Regions from separate parts of the Homo sapiens genome. Here regions 1 and 3 are each linked to region 2. A link is an interaction called in ENCODE POLR2A ChIA-PET data of the cell type or tissue named here. Cell type or tissue: PC-9. All regions are shown on one strand.

Region 1 (5,000 bases), 190 kb after region 2:
AGTAGTCTTTACCATATAGAGCAGTACAGATCTAAAGTAATTTCAAGTCAAGACACACAATCCTGGGAGTCTCAGCCAAAAGTTAAGCTTTTTTTTTTTTTTTTTTGAGACGAAGTCTCGCTCTGTCGCCCAGGCTGGAGTGCAGTGGTGCGATCTTGGCTCACTGCAACCTCCGCCTCCCGGGTTCACGCCATTCTCCTGCCTCAGCCTCCCAAGTAGCTGGGACTACAGGCGCCTGCTACCATGCCCTGCTAACTTTTTGTGTTTTTAGTAAAGACGGGGTTTCACCGTGTTAGCCAGATAGTCTCAATCTCCTGTCCTCGTGATCCGCCTGCCTCGGCTTCCCAAAGTGCTGGGATTACAGGCGTGAGCCACCGTGCCCAGCCTAAGTTAAGCATTTTTTAACTCCCTGATTTGCATTTCTGAAAATTTTATCAGAAGGTAAAGAGATTGAAGAGTTCTGCCCCTGGGTGTAATAAAGTTATTGACTTTTAGAGGCTGTTAGGATCCCAAGAGAGAAAGATTGGGTATAGTCAGATTTAGGAAATCATTCATTCATCACACACTTGAAATATTTTACGAGTGCTGGTAGGAGTCAGAATTGTGCTAAGTATCAGGGTGGATACAGAGCCGTGTAAGACAGACATGCTCTCTATCTTTATGGAGTAAACAAGGATTGAATTAGGATAATAAGTGCTGTAAAGGAGTGAATTAGGGTGTTTAACAGTGGTTCTCAACCTACCTTGTTAAGAAATGGGGAGGCAAGGGGTTGTGAATAGGAAGACTCAGAAGAATGACATTTAAGCTGAAGCCTGAAGAATAGGTAGAAGTTTTCTAAAAGAAGAGGCAGAGAGCATTGCAGGCAAAGGGAATAGTGAAGATCTTCAGGTGAGAAGGAGCCCAGTGGAGCCTTCAGAGAACTAAGAGGAAGCAACTCCTTGTGTGGATGCAGTTTGACAATGAGAATAGCTAGCACTTACTGAATGCTTACTGAGTATCATCTGATACTCAAAAATTATCTGAAAATAAGCACTTTTATTATCTGTGTTTCACAGATGAGCTAACTGAGGCATAGAGAGTGTAAGTCTCTGCCAAAACTATATAGTTAATAATCAGCAGAGCAAGCATTTGATCCTAAGTGCTCTAACACTGGAATACATGCTTTTAACTGCGTGGGGATTGGTGAGAGATAAGGCTGGAGAAGATGCAGCTTGAGGCCATGCTAGAGGCTCAGGACTTTGATGTATAGTGGTAAGAAGATTTTAGCCAGTTCAAGAGGGGAAATAATCCACATTATTTTGTGGGAATGTGTTAACAAAAGACAGCACAAGGGTTAGAAAAGGCTGAACAAATCAGACCTTAATCACAAAGGGACAGGCACAAAAAGACAAAGCAACAAATTAATGAGATGGACCATGCTTCATTCTTCCTGGTATACATGGTATGCAGCACAGTGCCTGGTAATGTTTTATTCATCTTGGTATAAATGGTATGTAGACCTCAATAAATATTCCAAAGAATGATAGCCTTCCTCTCCTGTTTAATTGCAACGACATCCCTATGAAGATATTCTTATCCACATACTATCAATAAAGAAACCGAGGCTTGGAAAAATTAAGTAACTTGTCCAAGGTCACCTATATAGCAAATGATAGAATCAGATTTGAATCCAGGTCCCTGACCCCGAAACTCTACTTTGTCTTCCTTGCCAGACTACTCTGAGAGTAATGAACTTCAGACTCAAGGAGGATTCATATGAGGACTTGAAGCTCCATGTGAGTGTGGATGCTCTGAGAACTAATTCAGGGATTCTCAAATGTTAATGTGGAAGAATCACTTGGAGACCTTGTTAGAATGTAGATTCTGGAGCCCATCAACTCTTTTTTTTTTTTTTTTTTTTGAGATGGAGTCTTGCTCTGTCGCCCAGGCTGGAGTGCAGTGGCGTGATCTTGGCTCACTGCAACCTCCACCTCTCAGGTTCAAGCAATTCTTGTGCCTCAGCCTCCTGAGTAGCTGGGACTACAGGTGTGAGCCACAGCACCCAGTCTGGAGCCCATCAACTCTTAATTCAGTTGGTCTGGGGTGGTGCCTGGGACTCAACGCTGTATTTTCATAAGCACTTCAGGTGATTTTTCATGCAGCTGGTCCTTGGATCCCACTTTGAAAAACACCATTCTAGCTGCTTAAATTATTAAGTCTTCTAGTTATGATAAATTACATCTTGAAAGTGAAGAGAACTTAGAAATGATGTTTTGAAAATATAGTTGTTGGGCTGGGCGCGGTGGCTCATGCCTGTAATCCCAACACTTTGGGAGGCTGAGGCGGGTGGATCACCTGATGTCGGGAGTTTGAGACCAGCCTCACCAGCATGGAGAAACCTCGTCTCTACCAAAAATACAAAATTAGCCGGGCGTGGTGGCGCATGCCTGTAATCCCAGCTACTCGGAAGGCTGAGGCAGGAGAATTGCTTTAAATCCAGGAGGTGGAGGTTGCGGTGAGCCGAGATGGTGCCATTGCACTGTAGCCTGGGCAACGAGAGCGAAACTCCATCTCAAAAAAAAAAAAAAGAAAAGAAAAAGAAAATATAGTTGTTGACTTTGAAGGATCATATGTAAAGGGGGATGTTGCAAGAAGACTAGGCAAATGTTCAGCAAATGTTCTTGATTTCAGGAAGGTGGATTCTGTAAGAACTGATTGATGAGCTAGACTTCATTGTGCCTTTGGAGAGTCAGTCCATCATTCAAAATAACCTTCAAGGAAAGGTGGGAAAAAATGGAAGCTGTACAGTAGTAAAATTTAGTGGCCTACTAACTGGTAATTGGAAGAAAGCTTTCTAATAGTCTGTGCCCTCTGTCTCGTTTACCCCCATTCTCTCCTCACTTAACAAACCTTGCTCAACCTTCAGCATCACTTTCTCTTAAGGTATTAGCCTGAACAGGTTACTTTGTTACTTGCTTGCTTTTTTGGGAGGAGGGGGAGGTCAGGGAGTGGGGCAGGGTCTTGCTCTGTCATCCAGGCTGGAGTGCAGTGGTATGATCATGGCTCACTGAAGCCTCAACCTCCCTGGGCTCAGGCGACCCTCCCACCTTAGTCTCCTGAGTAGCTGGGACTACAGCCACATGACACTACACCCAGCTAATTTTCATAATTTTTTGTAGAGACAGGGTTTTGCCATGTTGCCCAGGCTAGTCTCAAACTCCTGAGGCTCAAGTAATCCGCCCACTTTGGTCTTCCAAAGTGCTGGAATTGCAGGCATGGGCCACTGCACGTGGCTGTTACTTGTTTTTGTAGAACCACATTCTTATCCTTCGGAGCACTTACTCAGTGTGTAATTATACAATAGTCACAGTGATTATTTGATCAATGTTTTTGTCCTTCACTATAGAATATGTTTTATGAGAGCAGGGAATGCATGTGTTTGCTTTTCATTGTATCATTAGGACCCAGCCCAGTGCCTAGCATGTACCAGGCTTTTCATAAATTTGTTGAGTGAATGCATGCATGCTTACCTTGCCTTTGTTCTTTTTGGAGTTCGATGAGGACATGATGGCACCCTGAACAAGTTAGCATGGAAATCAAACTGGAGAGATTTAGTAGAAGAAGAAACAACACTCTTAAGCTTCACCATAAAATAATAGGCTGAATTTATCCAAGTGACAGGACTAATTGAATGATCGTATGTGTCCAAAAAAGCCAGGTGCATGAGGATAAAATGGGAGATGTGTTTGGACAGCAGCACAAGTGAGAAAGTCATGGAGGTTTCCTGAGCAAGTATAACCTAGGAGAATCTGAATCTGTGACCTCATTTGAGTATTATGTTCCATTCTGGTCCCCACATTTTAAGTTGTAAAGTAGACCAGCCAGAATTCATTCATGGGCACATAATCTAAGATATAAAATAGTGAGGAAACTTGAAACCATGCCATTTGAGACACACTTAAAGAACCCAAAGATGTTTGTTTTAGAAAAGTAAAGACTCAGGGCTGTCATCACATGTTTAATAGACTCTCGTTTGGCAGAGGGTCAGATTCTCCCTGTGTGGCCTTAGAAGGTAAAACAAAAAGTGGGTTAGATATTTTCAAGACAACAGATTTTAAGAGTAGGTCAAGATATTATCAAAAAGACAGATTCTGGCTCTATGTGAGGACATTCCCAACTCTACCAACTAAACAGGTATGGGCAAAAAAAACAAAGAAACAACACTGAAGTGAATGGCTGTGCAGGACTTCTGACTCAAAGAAGAGAGGTAAACAGCAACACTTTGTTATTACTAATCTGTGCATTTATACACGTTACTTTTTACAAGGTGCTTTCACACATCATTGGGCTAGCTGGTATTTTTACACAGGAGGAAGCTCACCCAGAGTCTTAGCTGTCAAATCACAACACTTTCTTTCTGTAACACTGTTCTTTCTAAAACAAAGCTAATGGAACATAAAGCAAATCTGTTAGAACCCCCATTTGCACTCCCCCAGGGTTCCAGGAACAATAAAGAAGAAGATACTAGTGAAAATGTGGTAAAAACGATGTTTGTGGAAGCAAAGGAAAAACTCCAAAAATAGAATAGCTTACCTTGTCCATAAATGATTGAAAGATGAAGTGAATAAAGGACAGGAACTCTTCGTCAACAAAAACCATGTTGATAGAAGAGTGAAAAATTAGAAATTATTGGTAACAAATTAAGAATAGCTGGAAACAGAATAAATACAGCTTGTGAGATTAGTTTTCCTTGTTCATACATGTATTCAACAGTTATTATTAGAACACTTAGTATGTCTTGGCACTGTGCTAGGCTCTAGGGTTACAGCAAGAAACAATGTATAGGCCAGGTGTGGTGGCTAACACCTGTAATCCCAGCACTTTGGGAGGCTGAGGCCAGTGGATCACCTGAGGTAGAAGTTCGAGACCAGGCTAACATGGCAAAACCCTGTCTCTACTGAAAATACAAAAATTAACTGGGTGTGGTGGCACGTGCTTATAGTCCCAGCTACTGAGGAGCC
Region 2 (5,000 bases):
TTTTAAGCCTGGCTTCCTAGGAGATGCCCCTGGGTCGGGAGAGCTTAATGTTCCGCATTTGGTAGACTGTTGTGTTTGGTAGGCCCGTTGTGCCAGTGAGACTCTGCCCTATGTTAACGGGTCTTTGTGTAGCTTAGGAGATGCTTTCAAGTTTTCCTCATATCCCACTCTGACTGCACCTGAATCAGTACAGTCTAACACATACACAAGACCTTCCAGCCTCTAGAGTTGTCTGTTATCCCTGAAGGACTCTTCTTCTCTGTCCCTTTCCCTTGTTCTATCAAAATTCCACTCCTCTATATCATTTTGCTTACATCCTGGAGTTATCAGCCTCCTCTTAATCACTTTCCACCAAGATCTCCACTGTTTTAGACAATGCCCATAGGCATGGACTTTTCCATGTTCTATTCCAAATAAAGTCAGCCCCCTCAAGCAGAGCTGTAGAGCTCCCTGTCTTAGCACCTGACTTTCCCACAGACAGAACCTTTGCTCCACTGCACCAGAGCTGGGGCGGGGACCTGCTTTTCCAGGAGTAACATCCTCACTTCTGTGAGTGACACTTGAGGTGTGTGCGTGTGTGTGCACATGCGTGTGTATGTGTGTGTGCACGTATGTAAGCCCCTGGTCTTTTTGGCTTGCCCTTCATGGCTTGGAACTTTCACTCTATAAGCAAACTGGGTCAGGAATCATTAGGGCACAGTTATTCTCAGTATGCTGAGCTTAGAGTGGAGTTTCTTCCAACAAGTGACAATGGGCCGAGGGGAAGAGAGTCTGAGCCCTCTTGGCCACACCTGCTTGGAATAGAGCTTCTGCAACATGGGGCTGGGGTAAGAATAAGAAATCCCAGCAGTTTCCCTTTCCAGACCGAAACCATAGCCCAAGATCAGGAGCTATGGGGAGAGGGAGTCGCTTATCTTGGCCACATCTGCCCAGAGTGCACAGCAGTGAAGTTTCTGGAGCTGAGGCCGTAACAGAGCGAGTCATGGCTTAAATGCAGCAGACTCTGTTCTTACTGGGATTGAGTAGATTTTCTTGAATAAATGTTTTTCCATTTGCTGTATTCCCTGAGGACAATTTCCAGAGACATTTTATTTATTTTATTTTAGACAGGGTCTCACTCTGTCACTGAGGCCAGAGGGCAGAGGTACACTCATAGCTCACTGCAGCCTCAGCCTCCCCAGTTCAAACCATCTTCCTGCCTCAGGCACATGCCACCATGCCCAGCTTATTATTTTTATTTTTATAAAGACAGGGTTTCACTATGTTACCCAGGCTATTCTCAAACTGCTGGGCTCAAGTGATCCTTCCACCTCAGCCTCCCAAAGTGTTGGGACTACAGATGTGATCCACTGCACCCAGCCTTCTAAAGACTTTAAATGATTATTTTTTATCATATTTACCAGTTAACCTACATTGTCAGAGAGAAGGTCAAGTTGAGGTTCTTACCGTGCCATTCCAGAAGTCCACTCTCTCTGTGCTATTTTTGCAAGTTTCTGTGAATACATAATTATTTCAAAAATGTTTTGAAAAAACAGCAATAATTGGTTGGTTCTAGCCTTAAGAAACCTGTAGGATTCAGTCTTTACGTTCATAAAGTGAAAAAGAAATGAGAGTGTTTCATCTTCAGTAATTTGCAAGCGTCATAGAAAACAGAATGTGAACGTTCACAAGAAGCTATGTTTTGTGCTAACAGAAGGGCCTACAGCAGGAAAGGACGTTCTGCTCAGTCTAGTGGAGCACCTAAGGAGTTTGCACCCTTTTCTGTGTTAGGGTGTAAGTGTGTGTACACTCTTCACTGGATATGTCTTCCTCTCCTGCAGATTCGCTCAATTGTGTGGAATGCAGATGATAGCAAACTGATTTCTGGTGGCACAGATGGTGCTGTGTATGAATGGAATCTGTCCACAGGAAAGAGAGAGACAGAATGCGTGCTCAAGTCTTGCAGCTACAACTGTGTTACTGTCTCCCCCGATGCCAAAATTATCTTTGCTGTTGGATCAGACCACACCCTCAAGGAGATTGCAGATTCCTTGGTGAGTCTGCCCCTGCCCCGCCTCTGGGCTGGTGCACGGATCTGCAGGGACAGCTTCCCGTGCTTACAGCACAAAGTATGCACGGAATGAGGGCCTCTGCATACAGGGCCCCTTCTTCCCAAGATAACATCAGGCTCCTCATTCCTTTTAGATTAGCTCAGTTATCGTCACTTCCTGAATTTCCTGCCTAGTTTCCTTCCTGACTGGGTGAAATTGTAAATTGCGGGGCTCTTTTTCATTTCCCTTTTACTTGCTGTCTGTAACTTCTCTCCCACCTTCCAGGCATGGAGGTCATGTCATCTCTAAACTGTACTCTTACCCTTGGTCTGCACTTACATTCCTGGGGTAAAAACCTAACTACGGTATGCACTGAGTAACACCAATGATGGACCACATGGACTGTAAGATTGTAATGCCATAAGATTATAATGCCAAATGTTCACTGTACCTTTTCTGTTTAGATACACAGATATTTTCCATTGCGTCACAGTTGCCTACAGTATTCAGCATAGTCACATGCTGTTCAGGTTTGTAGCCTCGGAGCAGTAGGCTCTACCACATAGCCTAGGTGTATAGTAGGCTGTCGCAGCTAGGTTTGTGTAAATACACTCCGTGATGTTTGCGTGACAAAATAGCCTAACCATGTATCCCATATCAAGCGATGCATGACTGTGCAGTGAGCTGCTCTCACCTAGGCTTGCCACTGTATTCTTTTGAAATCCCCAAACTCTGAAACCGTACAGTTACATTGGGCTCCAAATAGTGAAGGGAAAAGAGAGGAGCTCAGCAAGGATGCATCATACAAACATGGGCTGTGCGCTCCTCCAGCTGGTTCCTCCCACTTTTCCTGTGACTGGTGCCTGGGAAAGTGCGTAGATACCACGGCAGCAAGCTAGCCCAAGGCAGATCTCCCGTGGCTGGAACACAGCTGACAGTATGGTGACTCTCCTGTGTACCCCCGAGTAGCCTGGTCCTAATTCAATGGCAGCTATCAGTGCTGTGCCAGAATAAAGCCCCTTTAGGGCAGGGCCATCTTTTGCTCCTCTTGGCAGCCCTACTAGCTGGCACATTGTGTGGTGCACAGCATTCAATAAATGTGTGTGTAGGCATGAAAAAATGCTCATCATCACTGGCCATCAGAGAAATGCAAATCAAAACCACAGTGAGGTACCATCTCACACCAGTTAGAATGGCAATCATTAAAAAGTCAGGAAACAACAGGTGCTGGAGAGGATGTGGAGAAATAGGAATAATTTTACACTGTTGGTGGGACTGTAAACTAGTTCAACCATTGTGGAAGACAGTGTGGTGATTCCTCAAGGATCTAGAACTAGAAATACCATTTGACCCAGCCATCCCATTACTGAGTATATACCCAAAGGATTATAAATTATGCTGCTATAAAGACACATGCACACGTATGTTTATTGTGGCACTATTCACAATAGCAAAGACTTGGAACCAACCCAAATCAATGATAGACTGGATTAAGAAAATGTGGCGCATATACACCATGGAATACTATGCAGCCATAAAAAAGGATGAGTTCATGTCCTTTGTAGGGACGTGGATGAAGCTGGAAACCATCATTCTCAGCAAACTATCGCAAGGACAGAAAACGAAACACCGCATATTCTCACTCATAGGTGGGCATTGAACAATGAGAGCACTTGGACACAGGGTGGGGAACACCACACAACGGGGCCTGTCGTGGGATGGGGGGAACAGGGAGGGATAGCATTAGGAGATATATCTAATGTAAATGACGAGTTAATGGGTGCAGCACACCAACATGGCACATGTATACATATGTAACAAACCTGCACGTTGTGCACATGTACCCTAGAACTTAAAGTATAACAATAATAATAATAAAAGAAAAAAAAAATATGTGTGTAGGTGGGTGGGTGAATGAGTGCATGAATGAGTGAGGGAATGAAGGGGCGCTCTGATAGTACAGTAGTCCCACCTTACCCACAGTTTCAGTTACCTGTGGTCAACCAAGGTCCAAAAACAGGTGAGTACCATACTGTGAGTAAGATATTTTGAGAGAGAGAAATCACATTCACACAGCTTTTATACAGTATTCTTATAACCGTTCTATTTTATTATTAGGTATTATTTATCTCTTACTGGACCTAATTTATAAATTAAACCATATCATAGTTATGTACGTATAGGAGAAAACCATAGTATATATAGGGTTCAGTACTATCTGTGGTTTCAGGCACCACTGGGGATCTTGGAACATATCCCTCAAGGATAAGGGGAGACTAATGTATGGTTTTGCTTATGTAATGAGCATTAATAAATGCTTGCTGAATGCATTTATGAGCAATAGCCCATTCTCATTTTGAAATGCACCCATGCATAGCAGTCAAAGCAGAGACTGGAGCCCACCCAGGTACATGAGTTGAAGCAAATGCCTTTCACACAGATGGTCCGTCATCCATAGACTAGGGATAACAGTAACTGCCTCAGAGGGTTTCGTGAGGATTGAATGAGTTGCAACATGGAGAAGGCACAGAACAGTGCTTGGCACATAGTAAGTGCTATATGAATATCTCTCTCTATTAGTATTATTCCTAACTCATGAACCTGGTTATTTACCAGCAACACAACAAGGAATATCTAGTTTGCGCCTTTTTTTGTGCTAGGCACTATACCGGATGCCAAAAGGGGATAGAAAAAGCATTTTTTAAAGACAAGCCCCTAGGGATCTGTTAGAGCAGAGGGCGAGAGAGTATGGCACTGGGACGTGGGGGCCACAGCTCGACCCCTCACACTGAGCAGAGCTGCCTGTGTCTCAGATCCTTCGAGAGATATCGGCGTTTGATGTCACCTACACCGCCATTGTCATCTCGCATTCTGGACGCATGATGTTTGTGGGCACCTCGGTGGGAACCATTCGTGCCATGAAGTACCCTCTGCCTCTGCAGAAGGAATTCAATGAGTACCAGGCCCATG
Region 3 (5,000 bases), 320 kb after region 2:
AAAGTATGGAAATAGAAAGAAGAAAAAGCACTCAATAAATCTTAGTTGAATAAATGAATTGCAAGAGCCAGATGGCGTGAGCCTTAAATGAGCAGGGATTTTTCCATGAGGCTGAAGGAATAATGATCTGGGAGTGGCTTTTGAGAGTGAGAAAGATGCTGCTCTGCCTCACTACTCTGTGGTTGTGGAATGGTGGCCTCCCCTGGAGGCAGCTGCTGTGTCCTCAGTTAGGCAGGAATTGCAGGGAGGAAGTCTGAAGGGGCTGAGAGTTTAAGAGGTTGAGGAAGGAGCAGTGGGGAGCTGGATGGGGGAGGGCAACTGCAGAAGAAGGTGGATGGATGTTGAAACAGGCTTTCATTCAGACAGTCGGGGATTACCAGGGTATGGGGCCTGGTGGGATTAGCTTTTAAATAGTTCTCCAAACTGGTGCTATTAGAGGCTTGATTATGCTAATTCTAATAATCATCAAATAGCTTCTATTTTCAAGAACCTACAATGTGCCAGGCTCTGACGAAGCTCTTTACAAACACAATTTCATGTCCTTCCTATAATGCTGCAAAGTCAGTATTATCCCCTTTTTACAGAAGAGGAAACTGAGACTTAGAGAAGTCCAAGACCACACAGCTAATAAGTGCCATGGGTCTTACTCAGAGCCAGGGCCATATTTTCCCAAATGCAAGGCCGCCCTCTCGCAGCCTAGTCTGCCCTCACTGAGGCCAGTTTAGCCTGAGGCATTGGGTGGTGTTGGTGGCATGTGTGTGGGGAGGTGTCCATGACATGCGCCTATGCAGCTTCAAGCGCCTTGCCAGAAGCTCCCCTATACTTCTGAATCCCACTGCCCATATGCCTGGATCCCCATGGGCTCCATCCCACTTTGCACAAAGAGCTGGGGACCCAGAGAGATACACAGCCTCGGGGTGATGTCTGCTGCCTCAGAGAGGAGTTGACCCTCTATGGCCCCTTCACAAGCACAACTGTGCGGGCCACATTCTGGCCAGCGCGGTGCAGCTAGCCCCCTATACATACATCTGGCGTTACCTGCCTCTCACCCAGCTGAGCGCTCAGTGCATGTGCCTAATTCACCAATGCATTCATTCAAAAAAGATGGATTGAGCACCTCCTATATACCAAGCACTGTCCTAGTGCTAGAGATCTGGCAGGAATAAAGTAATGTAGATTCCTGCCCTGCTAGACCTTAGAGTCTAGCAGCAGAAACAGTTGTTAAACAAAAATGAAATCAAACTACAGATTGTGCTAAATTATGTGAAGGAAATAAAGAGAGTGCCGTCGCAGTGATGGAAAACTATTTTAGATAGGGTGGTCAGCTGGTCAGCAAAGGCTTATCTGAGAGGGTGACATTTCAGTGGAGACACGATAGACCCCTCAGATCCCCTTCCACCATTTTTGGTGAGGGGGTGAGAGGCAGACGCAGCCCCACCTTCAGCGTGCCTTGCCTTCCAGCAGCTAGCACCAGTTCTTTTATGGAGGACGGTCCTCGACTTCCTGGAGCCACTCTGTCTGCATGCAAGCTAGAAAGTCCCCGAAGAGGGTGTACTCATCACCCGCCATTCTCAGCCCCACTGGTAGCCCTCAACAGATGACTAAGGAGGCTAGGAGGTATGAAGGCTCACGCCCTTGGCAGGGGTGGGGACAACACTGAGGCATACATTTCCACTCATGGGTCCCCCTGAGGTCAGGCTGAAGCTACTCTTCCAAGAACATGGCCTGAAATCCCCCCTTGCTTGGCTTCTTCCCCTTCTCTGTTCGGCTTCCCCTTCTGCTTTGCCAGTTTCCCCCAGGAACCCTTGCTTAATAAATCACTTCATCTCAGGGTCTTCTTCTGGGAAACCTGACCTAACACAGACATGAAAAATGAAAAGGAGACAGCCACGCAAATATCTGGGAAAAGAGCTCCAGGTGCCATAGGAGGAGCGGCGTCAGAAGGGTGAGCCTAATAGAGGAAATGAGTGAAAGAGTAACTCTCCCCTGCTTTTCTTCTTTCCTTCCTAGTGACTGTTCGTTTTTTCTCCTTTGTGGGCTCTTCTGCCTTTCCTTGGTCTCCAGATATTGAGGATAACAATAGCTAACATTTACTGGGTAGTGACTGGGTGCCAGACATTACTCTAGACACCTTATATGGATTTAACATATAGCTATTGAGTGAATGACATGGATGACAGGCATCAATCCATTAAATGTGTAACAAGAAGTATAAAGGAATGCTCTGGCAGACAGCAACAGGGCCCTGTACTTATTCAGACTAAGGGTCAGGGAAGGCTGCCCCAAGGCAGTGATGCTTGAACCAAAAGTGAAGAATGAGTTACCATGTGAAGGAGGTGGGGTGGAAAGTCTTCTAGAAAGAATGGGGAGAGGGAAGGGGGAAATGCAGTATGTTTGAGGAATTGAAAGGAAGCTGGCGCCACCGCAGAGGACTGAACCAGAAGCGTTGTGTTGGATGAGGTGGGGAGGTAGGCAAAGGGAGGGCATTTCATCCATGTGGAGGAGCTGGCTCCTAATCCAGCCCCATGTAAGCCATTCGAAGGTTTTCGTGGCGGAGTGACATAACCCCATTTGCGGCTGCAGCGCAGAGATAAGATGGGGGAGGGGCAGAGCAGATGTAGAGAGATCAGTGAGGAGGCGCTGCAGAGGTCCAGATAAGAGTTAATGGTGGCTTGGACCAGTGAGGCATCAGCAGAGTTGAAGAGAAAGGTACAGATTAGAGAGGTGCTCTGGAGGTAAAATGAACAGGATTCTGGCTTGCCTATAGATGGACAGTGGGGCCACTGACTCAGACAGAGAACTCGAGAAAGGAATCAGGGAGTGAAGATCTGGTGGGAGATCTTGGGCATGCTGGGGCTGAGGTGCCCTTGGGACACAGGTGGAGATGTTGACTAGGCAGCTGGCTGGGCTCCTCCCCATCAAGGGCTTACACAAGAGGTTCCCTGGGTAAGAGTCATAAAGGTGTGAATCATCGGCAGATGGACAGTACTCAATGCTGTAGGCATGGATGAGATCACCAGGGACAGAGTCCACAGTAAGAAGGGGAAAGGCCAAGGCATGGGCGTCGAGGGACAGGAGCACTTGATGGATTGAGTGGAGGAGGATGACCCCGCCAAGGAGACTGAGAAGAAGACCAAGGAGTTAAGAGGCAAACCAGGAGAGTATGGTGTCAAGGGAGCCAAAGAAGTTAGGGTTTGAAGAATGCAGTAATCAAGAGGTCTAAGAAAATGAATACCGAAAAAAAAACTGGCCTTCAAATTTTAAGACATGGAGATCATAGCACAGACATTGTGTTTTGGGGAGATGTTGGGGGCAGAGATAGTAAAAGCCAGATTTGACCAAATGTTGGATGAAGTGAGTAGGAATGCCATAATGGCAAACAGAACACTCTTATGGAAGAAGAGGCTGGGGCCGGGCATGGTGGCTCACGCCTATAATCCCAGCAACTTTGGGAGGCCAAGGCGGACAGATCACTTGAGGCCAGGAGTTCAAGGCCAGCCTGGCCAACATGGCGAATCCCCTAAGTCTACTAAAGAAAAAAAAAAAAGGAAAAAAAAATTAGCCAGGCATGGTGCCATGCACCTGTGGTCCCAGCTACTCGGGAGGCTGAGGCACAAGAATCACCTGAACTCAGGAGGTGGAGGTTGCAGTGAGCCGAGATCGCATCACCCTGGGTGCCAAAGCGAGACTCTGTCAAAAAAAAAAAAAAAAAAAAAAAAGGAAGAAAGAAAGAAAGAAGAGAGGCCGGGAACTCAGGAATGGAAAACCAAATACCGTACATCCTCACTTAGAAGCAGGAGCTAAGCTGTGAGTACGCAAAGGCATACAGGTTGGTATAATGGACTTTAGAGGCTCAGAAGTGGGAGGATGGCGGTGGTAAGGGATACATATTGGGTACAATGTTCGATATTCAGATGACGGATGCACCAAAATCTCAGAATTCACCACTCTATAATTCGTCCATTAAAAATCACTTGTACTCCAAAAGCTATTGAAATTTTTTAAATGTGAAAGAAAGAAAAGGCCAGGTGCTGTGGTTCACATGTGTAATCCCAGCACTTTGGGAGGCCAAGGTGGAAGCATCATTAGAAGCCAGGAGCTCGAGACCAGCCTGGGCAATATAGTGAGACCCCACCTCTACAAAAAATAAAATAAATAAATAAAGTTGATGGAGAAATGGAGGAGAAAGTAAGCATGCAGGGAGTAGGTTTATGGATGGCTCCAGTTGAAGGTTGGGGGTGGTGCTCAGGGAAGGAGGGGACAATGGATAGGTGAGGGGCCTGAGAAGCAGGAGTGGGTAGGGAATCTAGGATTGGCAGAGACACTGGCCTGAGAGAGGAGGAGGGTGCTTCCTGTAAGGCAGCAGGAGAGAGGGCAGATGTGGGGAGGTGTGTGAATGTGCTAGTGGAGAGCCAGGAAAATTCTGTGGTGGCTTTAATCCTCTCTATAAAGATGTGGCAAGGTCCCATCTGACAGCGAGGGGAAAATGGGCTGGCTGAAGGTGTAAAGAGAATGGGGAGGGCTGGAATAGCCGTTACAGAGAGTGCGGTTCCAAGCCGACTGGAGAACTGCGCAGAGGGCCCCTATGTAGTCCCTGCTTTAAGGGAACATCTGTCTGACCTGTGGAGTCATGTGGTTGCTTGAGCACCGCCCTGTGACGGCAGACAGGAGGGCTCACTTGGAGCTGGCTTTTTGCCAGACAGATATGATAAAAAGGCAGAGAGGCCAAGAGGCTTGGGTTATTGACAAGAGTGTTATTAAAATGCTGGACCTTGGCATCTAAGTTGGACCAGGAGAAAAGTGAAAAGGAGAGAGCTGAGGAGAGCTCTCTAGGAGAACACGAGGTCAACAGCAGAGAGATCTGATGAGACGGAGCAGTGATCGCGAGGTAGAGGGAGCAAGGTGGGAGCAGGAGAGGAGCAGTTTTGGGAGAGGACAGGACCCAGCGTGGGATGCTTAGAAAGAGTAGGCTGGGCAGCCTTCAAGGGTCGGCCATTGTG

The links. ChIA-PET counts read pairs that join two places held together with the same protein. Peaks named below come from ENCODE experiments on the same cell type or tissue, not always from the same donor. Only the 100,000 strongest peaks of a DNase experiment are listed, where the experiment ranks them.
Region 1: POLR2A ChIA-PET joins it to region 2 with 13 read pairs; 4 of 35 experiments call an interaction of 5 or more read pairs at or near these places.
Region 3: POLR2A ChIA-PET joins it to region 2 with 20 read pairs; 3 of 35 experiments call an interaction of 5 or more read pairs at or near these places.

Annotation. Positions count from the first base shown.
Region 1 is chr1:43,392,327-43,397,326 of GRCh38, forward strand. All of the region lies in intron 1 of SZT2 (SZT2 subunit of KICSTOR complex), which reads left to right. Among named protein-coding and RNA genes, the nearest start is that of SZT2, 4.9 kb to the left of the region's middle. In PC-9, no CTCF peak of the experiment used is centred here; no DNase peak of the experiment used is centred here.
Region 2 is chr1:43,204,900-43,209,899 of GRCh38, forward strand. It overlaps CFAP57 (cilia and flagella associated protein 57), which reads left to right. Exons shown (of 23, transcript NM_001378189.1): 10 at 1,821-2,033; 11 at 4,844-5,000. It overlaps LOC105378685 (a long non-coding RNA gene), which reads right to left. Exons shown (of 5, transcript XR_007066041.1): 4 at 1,447-1,493. Among named protein-coding and RNA genes, the nearest start is that of CFAP57, 35 kb to the left of the region's middle. RefSeq lists an enhancer at 1,294-2,493. In PC-9, no CTCF peak of the experiment used is centred here; DNase peaks (open chromatin) are centred at 952, 2,152 and 2,582; H3K4me3 peaks cover 1,679 bases; H3K27ac peaks cover 4,197 bases.
Region 3 is chr1:43,520,356-43,525,355 of GRCh38, forward strand. It overlaps a transcript of PTPRF not described here. Among named protein-coding and RNA genes, the nearest start is that of PTPRF, 8.0 kb to the right of the region's middle. RefSeq lists an enhancer at 915-1,415. In PC-9, no CTCF peak of the experiment used is centred here; a DNase peak (open chromatin) is centred at 2,946; H3K27ac peaks cover 1,566 bases.